2 separate regions of the Homo sapiens genome follow, and region 1 is linked to region 2. Evidence: chromatin contacts called from ENCODE Hi-C data. All regions are on one chromosome and are shown on one strand. Each heading gives the region's core, a stretch centred on a gene start or an enhancer-like site at or near the end of the contact. The rest is flanking DNA. Distances are from core to core; before and after follow the strand shown.

Evidence for each region. Hi-C counts contacts between places; a loop is a spot of excess contacts on that map. Pooled maps may share reads with other maps.
Region 1: a pooled map shows a loop between it and region 2 (9-fold over the local background). The contact joins two enhancer-like sites. A Hi-C loop is called at or near these places in 5 of 50 pooled maps.

The regions. Positions count from the first base shown.
Region 1 is chr1:39,182,199-39,186,663 of GRCh38, reverse strand. It overlaps a transcript of MACF1 not described here. Among named protein-coding and RNA genes, the nearest start is that of MACF1, 20 kb to the left of the region's middle. RefSeq lists enhancers at 2,055-2,568, 2,545-2,814, 2,569-3,083, 2,324-3,523. Within about 2 kb of position 2,788, at least 27 of the 41 ENCODE cell types and tissues checked have a DNase peak (open chromatin) inside an H3K27ac peak, as active enhancers do.
Region 2 is chr1:38,028,168-38,032,604 of GRCh38, reverse strand. No RefSeq gene overlaps it. Among named protein-coding and RNA genes, the nearest start is that of POU3F1, 16 kb to the left of the region's middle. RefSeq lists enhancers at 854-1,148, 1,890-1,949, 2,650-2,729, 3,863-3,912. Within about 2 kb of position 2,429, at least 22 of the 41 ENCODE cell types and tissues checked have a DNase peak (open chromatin) inside an H3K27ac peak, as active enhancers do.

The DNA of each region.
Region 1 (4,465 bases), core at 1,539-4,038, 1.2 Mb before region 2:
TGCACTCCAGCCTGGGTGGAAGAGTGAGACCCTGTCTCTTAAAAAAAAATAGTGGAAAATACAGATTATTTTTGTCATATGCCTTATAGTAATATTTTAACCTTTTAAAGTAAGAACATGTATAATTTTGATTTAATGTTATAGAAAGTTGGACTGGATTATGAAAGATCTTAAATGACAAGATGAGTTTGGATTTTATCCTATAGGTGAGCCCCTAAAAAAGTCATTTCTAGGCCGGGCGTGGTGGCGCGTGCCTGTAATCCCAGCTACTCGGGAGGCTGAGGCAGGAGAATCATTTGAACCAGGGAGTTGGTGGTTGCAGTGAGCCGAGCATGCCACGGCACTCCAGCCTGGTGACAGAGTGAGACTCTGTCTCAAATTAAAAAAAAAAAAAAGTCATTTCACCCCCCACCAAAACACACACACACACACACACACACACACACACAGAGAGAGAGAGAGAGAGAGAGAGAGAGAGAGAGAGAGAGAGAGATGTTCAGAATCCCAGCCCCCACATGGATTCCCTTAACATTCTGGAATCTGGTTAATTGGGTTTCAGATATTTCTCCCTTATCCACTCCTCTACCTCATGATTAAAGGCCTTTAGCTCATAACCAAAGGGAGAGAGGACCTGTATATATTATGTGGCAGGTACGAGTCTTGGGCTCAGACTCATCTGACAACGAGTCAGGTGGTGACTTCTGAAACAGCATCACCACAGATTACCCTCAGGGGGCTCCCAAATCAAATACACCCTAGGGAACTTTCTTCCCTGGGTCCTTCAGCACTTCAGGTTAAAAATCTCTTCTAATGATTTGTTATTTCATGAAGAGATACAGGGAGATGGCTGCTAGCAGGGAGGAGGAATATTGCTAACTAAGCCCCCGGAAAGTCCAGCACCCTTCTCTAAGAAGTAAGTTATCTGACTCATTTCCTTCTTATCCTACTCCAAAGATCTGTTTACATCCTACAGTGTACCTAGTAATATTGTCTAAAAACAAAACTCATGATCAGCCAGAAGAACGTAACAATTAAAGACTGTGTCAAGAAATAAATAAAGCTTTCCTTCCTCCCTTTCAAATTATAGTTGTTGTTTTTTAACTTTTCCTTCTTGCTTCTGATATATCTTGGGTTTATTTAAAAAAAAAATTTTTTTTTTTAAAGAAACTGGGCCTCTATGCTGTCCAGGCTGGAGTACAGTGACTACACAGGCACAATCATGGCACTATTCTATAGCCTTGAACTCCTGGGCTCAAGCAATCCTCCTGCCTTAGCCTCCCGAGTAGCTAGAACTACAGGTGTGAGCTACCATGCCCAGCTCTTCTGATATATCTTTTTCTTTTCTTTTTCCTTTTTTGTTTTTTTTTTTTTTGAGACGGAGTCTCGCTCTGTCGCCCAGGCTGGAGTGCAGTGGTGCCATGTCGGCTCACTGCAAGCTCCACCTCCCAGGTACATGCCATTCTCCTGCCTCAGCCTCCCGTGTAGCTGGGACTACAGGCACCCGCCACCACGCCCAGCTAATTTTTTTGTATTTTTAGTAGAGATGGGGTTTCACCGTGTTAGCCAGGATGGTCTCGATCTCCTGACCTCGTGATCCACCTGCCTCGGCCTCCCAAAGTGCTGGGATTACAGGCGTGTGCCACCACGCCCAGCACCAGCCCTGATACATCTTAAAGAGAGGTAGTATCTTCTACTTTTTTGGTGGTGTCCTATGCAGCCTAAAAGTCCCTTTTTCCAGGCCATCTTCAGATGAACGAGTTATAAGCACAAAGGCAGCAATTGATATTGCTAAGCCATCTCTCCTAAGACCTTCCTTGAGAGGCCTGAAACCTGAGGCAGAATATTATCAATGCTAGCCTCTCTTTTATCTTTGTGTAAATGGCTAATTTAGCCTCCAACCTCATAATCACACAGACTCTGGTAGGTGCATGATGATGACCAGGAGCACTCTTTCACAATCTTAATATAAATAACAGCCTGAATAACCTAACCAACTTTACTGCTTTGCGATATGAAAAGATACTAAGACTTATCCTGACTGAAACTCTCCATCCCGCCACCACACTCCGCCTCACCTTATCAGCTTCAACCATACAACACCATTGGAGGGCCCTCTACTCAAAGAAGAAAAACACCACCACCACAAGACTTAACTGGGCTTTGAGCAAAGATCTAGCTCTTGCCAAAATACTAGATGGAACTAGGGTACTTTTGGCAATAAGGTAAAAAATTCTGAGATCTGACCTTCTGATGTCAAGGCAAGTTCCCCTCTCTAAATATGTCAGAGGAAATGTCATGCCTTCAAACCAGCCAGTATGACCATGTGAGGCTCATTTCCAAGACACAGACCCTGCTAGCTATAGAACTGAGGCACACAGTGCAGGAACCCACACACGCCGCCCTGCATGAAAAAGAAGTCCATGACTAGCACAGGATGTTGTGAGCCATCTCACCCAGATACAAACACAGTATACCCAAGACATGCATAGACTCAACCATATGCTCTGAGGGCACATGAACAGCACTGCCCACACCAGGGCTCATGAAATAGGAACTAAAAAACAGGTGATGTTTCCTGTGATTTATGCTGGTCAATCATTCTGACTGCCCAGGCAGCCACACCATTTAATATCTTCCAGCAGCTCAATCAAGGTTCCTGTCTCCACCTGCTCCTGTGACATCATCCTGTCATTATATGTTCTTTGAAATTCCTTTGATGAAAAATGAGTCACTTCTTCCTGCCAACACAGGCCTGAGCCTCTTCCACACATGTCATTCTTTGGTAATCCTGTGGGGGCAGGGTGCCACCCAGAGGTTTCTGCAGCTACTCTCGCTATACCTCCCAAGAAAGAAGGCCTCAGAGCAAGATCAAACATAGCCTGGGGAAAAATGGGCAAATGATGAAAGAAGTGAGGATCTTGGTGGAGCTGGGTATGGGGCTGGGAAACTGCCTACTCCAGTGTGACACACAGTTTAAAGGATGAAGTAAGAACTAAGGTAGGGCACAGTCCCACTTAAAACTTGGAAATGCTTCAACTTCAGAGTGCTCACCTTAAAAGTTCGCTTCCTGATATAAAGTGCCATCATGTATTCTCCTGCAAAAAAATGATTGCAAACCTGTTTCTCACCTTGAAGATTTGGGGCAACAGTAACTTGCCTGCTCAAGACAGTGACAGTTCTGAAGCAAAATATTCAAGACAACTTCAAGATTCTCAGTGGCAGCAATAAGGGGCCCAATACAAACAGACAAATACTATTCATACCTACAAATCAGCCTAATATTTTTATAACAGCTTCACTGAGATTTGGTTAACATAAATTCACCCTTTTTAGGTAAACAATTCAATGGATATTTAAGTATCAGTATGTTCACAGAGTTGTTCAACCATCACCATTATCTAACTTTAGAACATTCCATCACCCCCTGAAGAAACCCTATATCAATTAGCAGTCACTTCCCATTCGCCCCTCCTCAACCCCTAGCAACCACTAATCTACTTATGGTCTCTATGGATTTGCCTATTATGTATAAATGGTATAAATGGAATCATACAAGCCTTTTGTGTCTGGCTTCTTTCACTTAGTCTAATGTTCTCAAGGTTGATCCATGTTAGCATCAATCAGTACTTCATTCCTTTTCACTGACAAATAATATTCTGTTGTATGGATATGCCACAGTGTGTTTATCCATTCATCAGTTGATAGATGTTTCAGCTGTTTCTGCTTTGGGGCTACTATGAATAATGCTGCTATGAACATTTATGTACGAGTTTTCTATGAATATATGTTTTCTATATTCTATGAATATAATATTTCTTTTGGATATATACTTTGGAATTGCTGGGTCATGTGGCAACTCTACTTTTTGAAGAACCACCAAACTGTTTTCTAAAGCAGGTGCACCATTTTATATTCCCACCAGCAATGTTGGGGGTGTTCCAATTTCTCCACATCCTCACTCTCTTTTTTATTAAAGCCATTCTAGTGGGTATGAAGTGGTATCTCATTGTGATCTTGATTAGCATTTCCATAATAACTAATGATGTTAAGCATCTAAGCATCTTTTCATGTGCTTATTAGCCATTTGTATATCTTCTTTGAAGAAATGGCTATATAAATCCTTTGCCCATTTTTTTATTGGGTTTTCTTTTTACTGTTGAGTTCAAAGAATTCTTTATATATTTTGGATATAAGTCCCTTATTAGATATATGATTTGCAAATATTTTCTCCCATTCTGTGAGGTGTCTTCATTTTCTAGGTAGTGTCCTTTGAAGCACAAAGGTTTTACATTTTGATCAAGTATAATTTCTCTATTTTTTTCTTTTTTGTGTATACTTTCAGTGTTAGCTACAAGAAACCACTACCTAATCCAAGGTCACAAAGATTTACCCCTAAGTTTTCTTCTAATAGTTTTGTAATTTTAGCTCTTATATGTAGGTCTATGTTCCACTTTGAGTTAAGTTT
Region 2 (4,437 bases), core at 1,180-3,679:
GCGCGATCTCAGCTCACTGTGATTCTCCTGCCTCAGCCTCCTGAGTAGCTAGGACTACAGGCATGAACCACCAAACCCAGCTAATTTTTTGCATTTTTAATAGAGATGGGGTTTCACCATGTTGGCCAGGCTGGTCTCGAACTCCTGACCTCAAGCAATCTGCCCGCCTCGGCCTCCCAAAGTGCTGGGATTACAGGCATGAGTCACCACACGTGGCCTCGCCCAGCTAATTTTTGTATTTTTAGTAGAGACGGGTTTTCACCATGTTGACCAGCCTGGTCTCGAAATCCTGACCTTAAGTGATCCACCTGCCTCGGCCTCCCAAAGTGCTGGGATTACAGGCATGAGCCACCGCGCCCGGCCTTTTTTTTTTTCTTTTTTCCTTTTTTATTCTTGACATGGAGTTTTGCTCTGTCACCCAGGCTGGAGTGCAGTGGTCCCATCTCCGTTCACTGCAACCTCCGCCTCCCGGGTTCAAGCGATTCTCCTGCCTTAGCCAGCCTCCCGAGTGGCTGGGATTACAGGCACGCGCCACCATGCCCAGCTAATTTTTTGTATTTTTAGTAGAGACAGGGTTTTACCATGTTGCCCAGGATGGTCTCAAACTCCTGAGCTCAGGCAATCCGCCCACCTCAGCCTCCCAAAGTGCTAGGATTACAGGTGTGAGCCACTGTGCCTGGCTGAAACTCAGTCTTTATTCCTGATAGGGAAGAACCCAGAAAGAGGGTCTCTTCTCTCCCTTTCATCCTATGCCTCACTTCTCACATTCACACAGACATATACTTTCACACACAAATACACACATATTGTACACATGCTCCTACACGTGGCAGAGAAAAGAGAAAGACTAAAGAAGAAGGTAGGTAGGTGGAAGACAGTGTGTGCCCAGAGGGCAGTTCCTGGGGAGGGGGTGTCAGGGTGCCCAGGGCATGGAGTGGGCAGGAGCCTTCATGGCTTCCTCTCTTCCCTAGCCAGCGACCAAAGGTCAGCCCAGGCAACTCAGCCACGTGCAGTCCACCCACCCTGCCTGGTCAGGTCATGTGAGACCAGGACCGAAGCCTCATCAACACTCCATTGTCTTCCAGAGCCCAGCCTTATGCTGAACCTAACAAGCCCCCTCCAGCCCAGGACTGGTTGGTGGCCCTCCAGAACCTTTGGTTCCGTCCTGAGGGACCCTCTGCAGGGGTCTCACAGTCCCTGCCTTGAGGACAAGCTGGGTGATGTTCAGCCAGATCCCAACCCTCTCTGGGACTTTACATCCCCTTCTGAGAAACGGGGAGGCGCTGGCCTTCCATTTGCACAGAGAAGGCCTAGGGTGAGGAGTGGGGAGCAGGGGAAGAAGGGCCCTCTTTCTCATGTTCCCTCTGGGGGCACATACCCCATCCCATGCCACCTCCTTGCCCATTCTCCAGATGCTCAGCAGGGAAGGAGAGCACAGCAGAGGGCCGAAGCGCGGCCCTGAAGGTCATCTTGCACGTCAGCACTGGGGCAGCCCCAAAACCCCTTGCGCCCTGGCTCCCCGCCTGGACCACAACACAGGCTCCATTGACTCCTGTGCGCCCTCCTTCCCAAGATGCACACAAAGCCGTGGGCTCGTGGTTACTGCCCACGGGCCCCTGAGCCCCACAGGACCCACCCAGGGAAGGAGGCCAGAGCTGGCTGGCTGGCTGCAGCTCCTAAGGGGCTGGCAGGAGGGAAGGATCGTGCACCTACGCAAGAATCTCCTGGTTCTGGGCAGAAAGCCCTCATAGCCGACCTCTAGGCCCTGTTCTACCCAGGCTGGAATGGAGTCAAAGACCTTGAGGACCCAGCTGGGACAAATTCTCTGCCAGTGCCACCTCTACCCACCCTTCATCCTGTTTACATCTTGCAAACACAAGGACATTCACCCCTGCCACTGAGACTAAACCTGGAGCAAAGCCGCCCTGGCCCACCCTCTATCTCCCATAAGGGAAGTCAGGTGGGGAAAGATGCTTGTCTGGGGGAGGGGGACTGGAGGAAAGCTGGGGCTGAGAAGCTCCAGCCCCTCTGGGGGCTTCAGTTAGGGGAGGGCTGCCCCAGCAGGATGACAGAGAGATGATTAAACCCACAGAGAAGATTGATAAGGGAGCTAAACAGCTGCAACTCTGCAAGGTAGGCTGGGACAAATCTCATCTTGTCCTGGCGGCACTCAAAGCACTGGGGGGCTGGGCCAGCCTGGCTGAGCTCATGACCTACACAAGCTCCAGAGCAGGAATGGGGGCAGGGGTGGCAGGCTGCTCCCACCTTCTTCCTCAGGGCCCAGCCCCCATTCCTGCCGCCTCAGAGCTCCCTCCCTGAACAACACCCATTGGCACCTAGGCGGCGTGCCCCTCCTCCCCGGTGCCCCTTCACCCACAGCACCTCCGTCTCAGCTCTCACTCTCGGTATTATTAGATGTGATTTACAGCGGAAACGCTGAGTCAGACAAACCAAGACTTCCCCAGACAGAGGCAGTGGGAGAAGACAGGAAGAGTCCAGGGCAGCTGGCCTCCCTGGGCAGGGTCCTCAAAGGGAGTGAGGAGATGGGGACAGGGGTCCCCAGCTTCCAGGATGAGTGGGAAGTTTGCCCCTCCTGTTTCTCCTTTCTGTCCCAGGCCCAGGATCTTCATCTGGGACTCCTGGATATGCAGACCCCTTTTCTGACTCCCAAGCAGCCTCTCAGCCTGTCCTGCCAGCCCCTGTCTCTTCCTTGGCAAGTTTGAGAAAACAGCCCAGGGATCCTGGAGCCTGGAAACAAGGTGGTTCTGCTGGGTCCTGTTTCCTCACAGCAAGGCCCCGGTTCAGAAGGCAGCCCCTGACTCCCAGAGATGAGAGGCAGGAAAAGTGCATGGCTGGGGTCCCAGCCCCCTACTCTACAAACAGAAACACGGGCACTGTGTGCTCCTGGGGCGTCCAAGGGCCCTAGAACCGGTGGAGAGCACACATTTCTGCTTCCACCTTGTGCGGAAGAGCACAGTGGGCAGGTCCGTCTCTGCTCCCTGGGTCTCTGACTCCCTGGCAGGGAGGAACTGGGCATTGTTGCCAAAAATAAACGTTCCCTCTCCCGCTCCCTGGCTCCCGGCTCCCGCTCATTAGGATGCGTGGCGTTTGGCTGCGGTCCCACACCTTGCAGCTCATTATAAATATGCAGTCGCTGCTGGCGCTACCCCAATCATCTCTGCAATCAGAGCTTTTAATTAGGTTAATTAAATTGTATCAAATCTCGCAGGGACGCAGTTCACTGATGCTGATGAGGCAGCCAAAACAGACCCCAGCTCCTCCGCTAATGAAGGCCGCTGCCTGCCTGAGCCATGAGGGAGCAGGAGCGCATAATAAACGGGCGCGTCCTCTGGGAGGAGCTGCTGCCCAGGCCGAGCTCTGGGGACCTGGCAGGGGGTCTAAATCAAGCAGTCCAGGCTCCAGCTGCAGCAGAGGCTCCCAGCCCAGGAGCCGGCCCCTTCACACAAGAACCAGGGCAGCTTCAGGAGCCCAGGCACTGAGAGCCTGCCACGCTTACATAGCAAACTTGAGGGGGCCCCAAAGATCCACTGACTCTGTCTGGGACTCCTCTTTACTTCTCCCCCAGAATGGCCCAATAAGGCCAGGGCTCCCTCTCCTACACACCTATATACACACACACATACACATACACACACACACACACACACACACACACACCAGCAGTTAGCCCTGTCACTGCCCCCGGATTGTCTTATTAGCCAGAGTGGCCAGGCTGAGACTAGAAAGCCCATCCTGCCACTGCCAGCCTAGTCTCCATCTGCTATGGAGACCATCTGCCCCTGGCGGGGGGCTGGGGTGGTCTACAATGCTACCAGCCAGCAAGAGGAGGGGGTGCTGCCCCCTAGGCTCCATGTGCCAGATGGACCTTCTATATTCCACCTACCACTCCACCTCAAGAACCCTCTGCCAGGGAGGGACACCTGTCCCAGACCTCCTGGGATCAAAATAGCTAGGGAGGGGAGATGGTCCCTTCCTTCCCTGGTCCCTCGCCACCCTGAGTTCACTGTCCCATGCCCTGGCAATCCATCTCTGGGCACTGGAGACCACAGGCTTCAGAGCTGCAGGGCCCTGCAAAGGTCCTCCCCTGCCTATAAGCAGGAAGGCAGGTGCTGCCACCTCCAAAGGGGCTGTCCCCAACACTCCACTCAGCCTGACTCCAACCCCTCCCCTTAACCCCTCCATCACTGGTCTCAGTGTCTCTGAGCAGATGAGGAGAGAGGATGGGGAAATTTTCAGTGCTCTCGGGACAAGTTGTTTCTGCTATAGAAGCTGGTTTTTTTGGTTTGGAAAGGTGTTTTTTCTTTTTTCCACCCAGTAATGTGAAAACATGAAACCCGAAACCAACCCCCTACATTTGTCACCTCTGAGAGAAGCCTTTGGGGTAACTGGGAGAAAGCTGTAAATGACTCAGGCTGA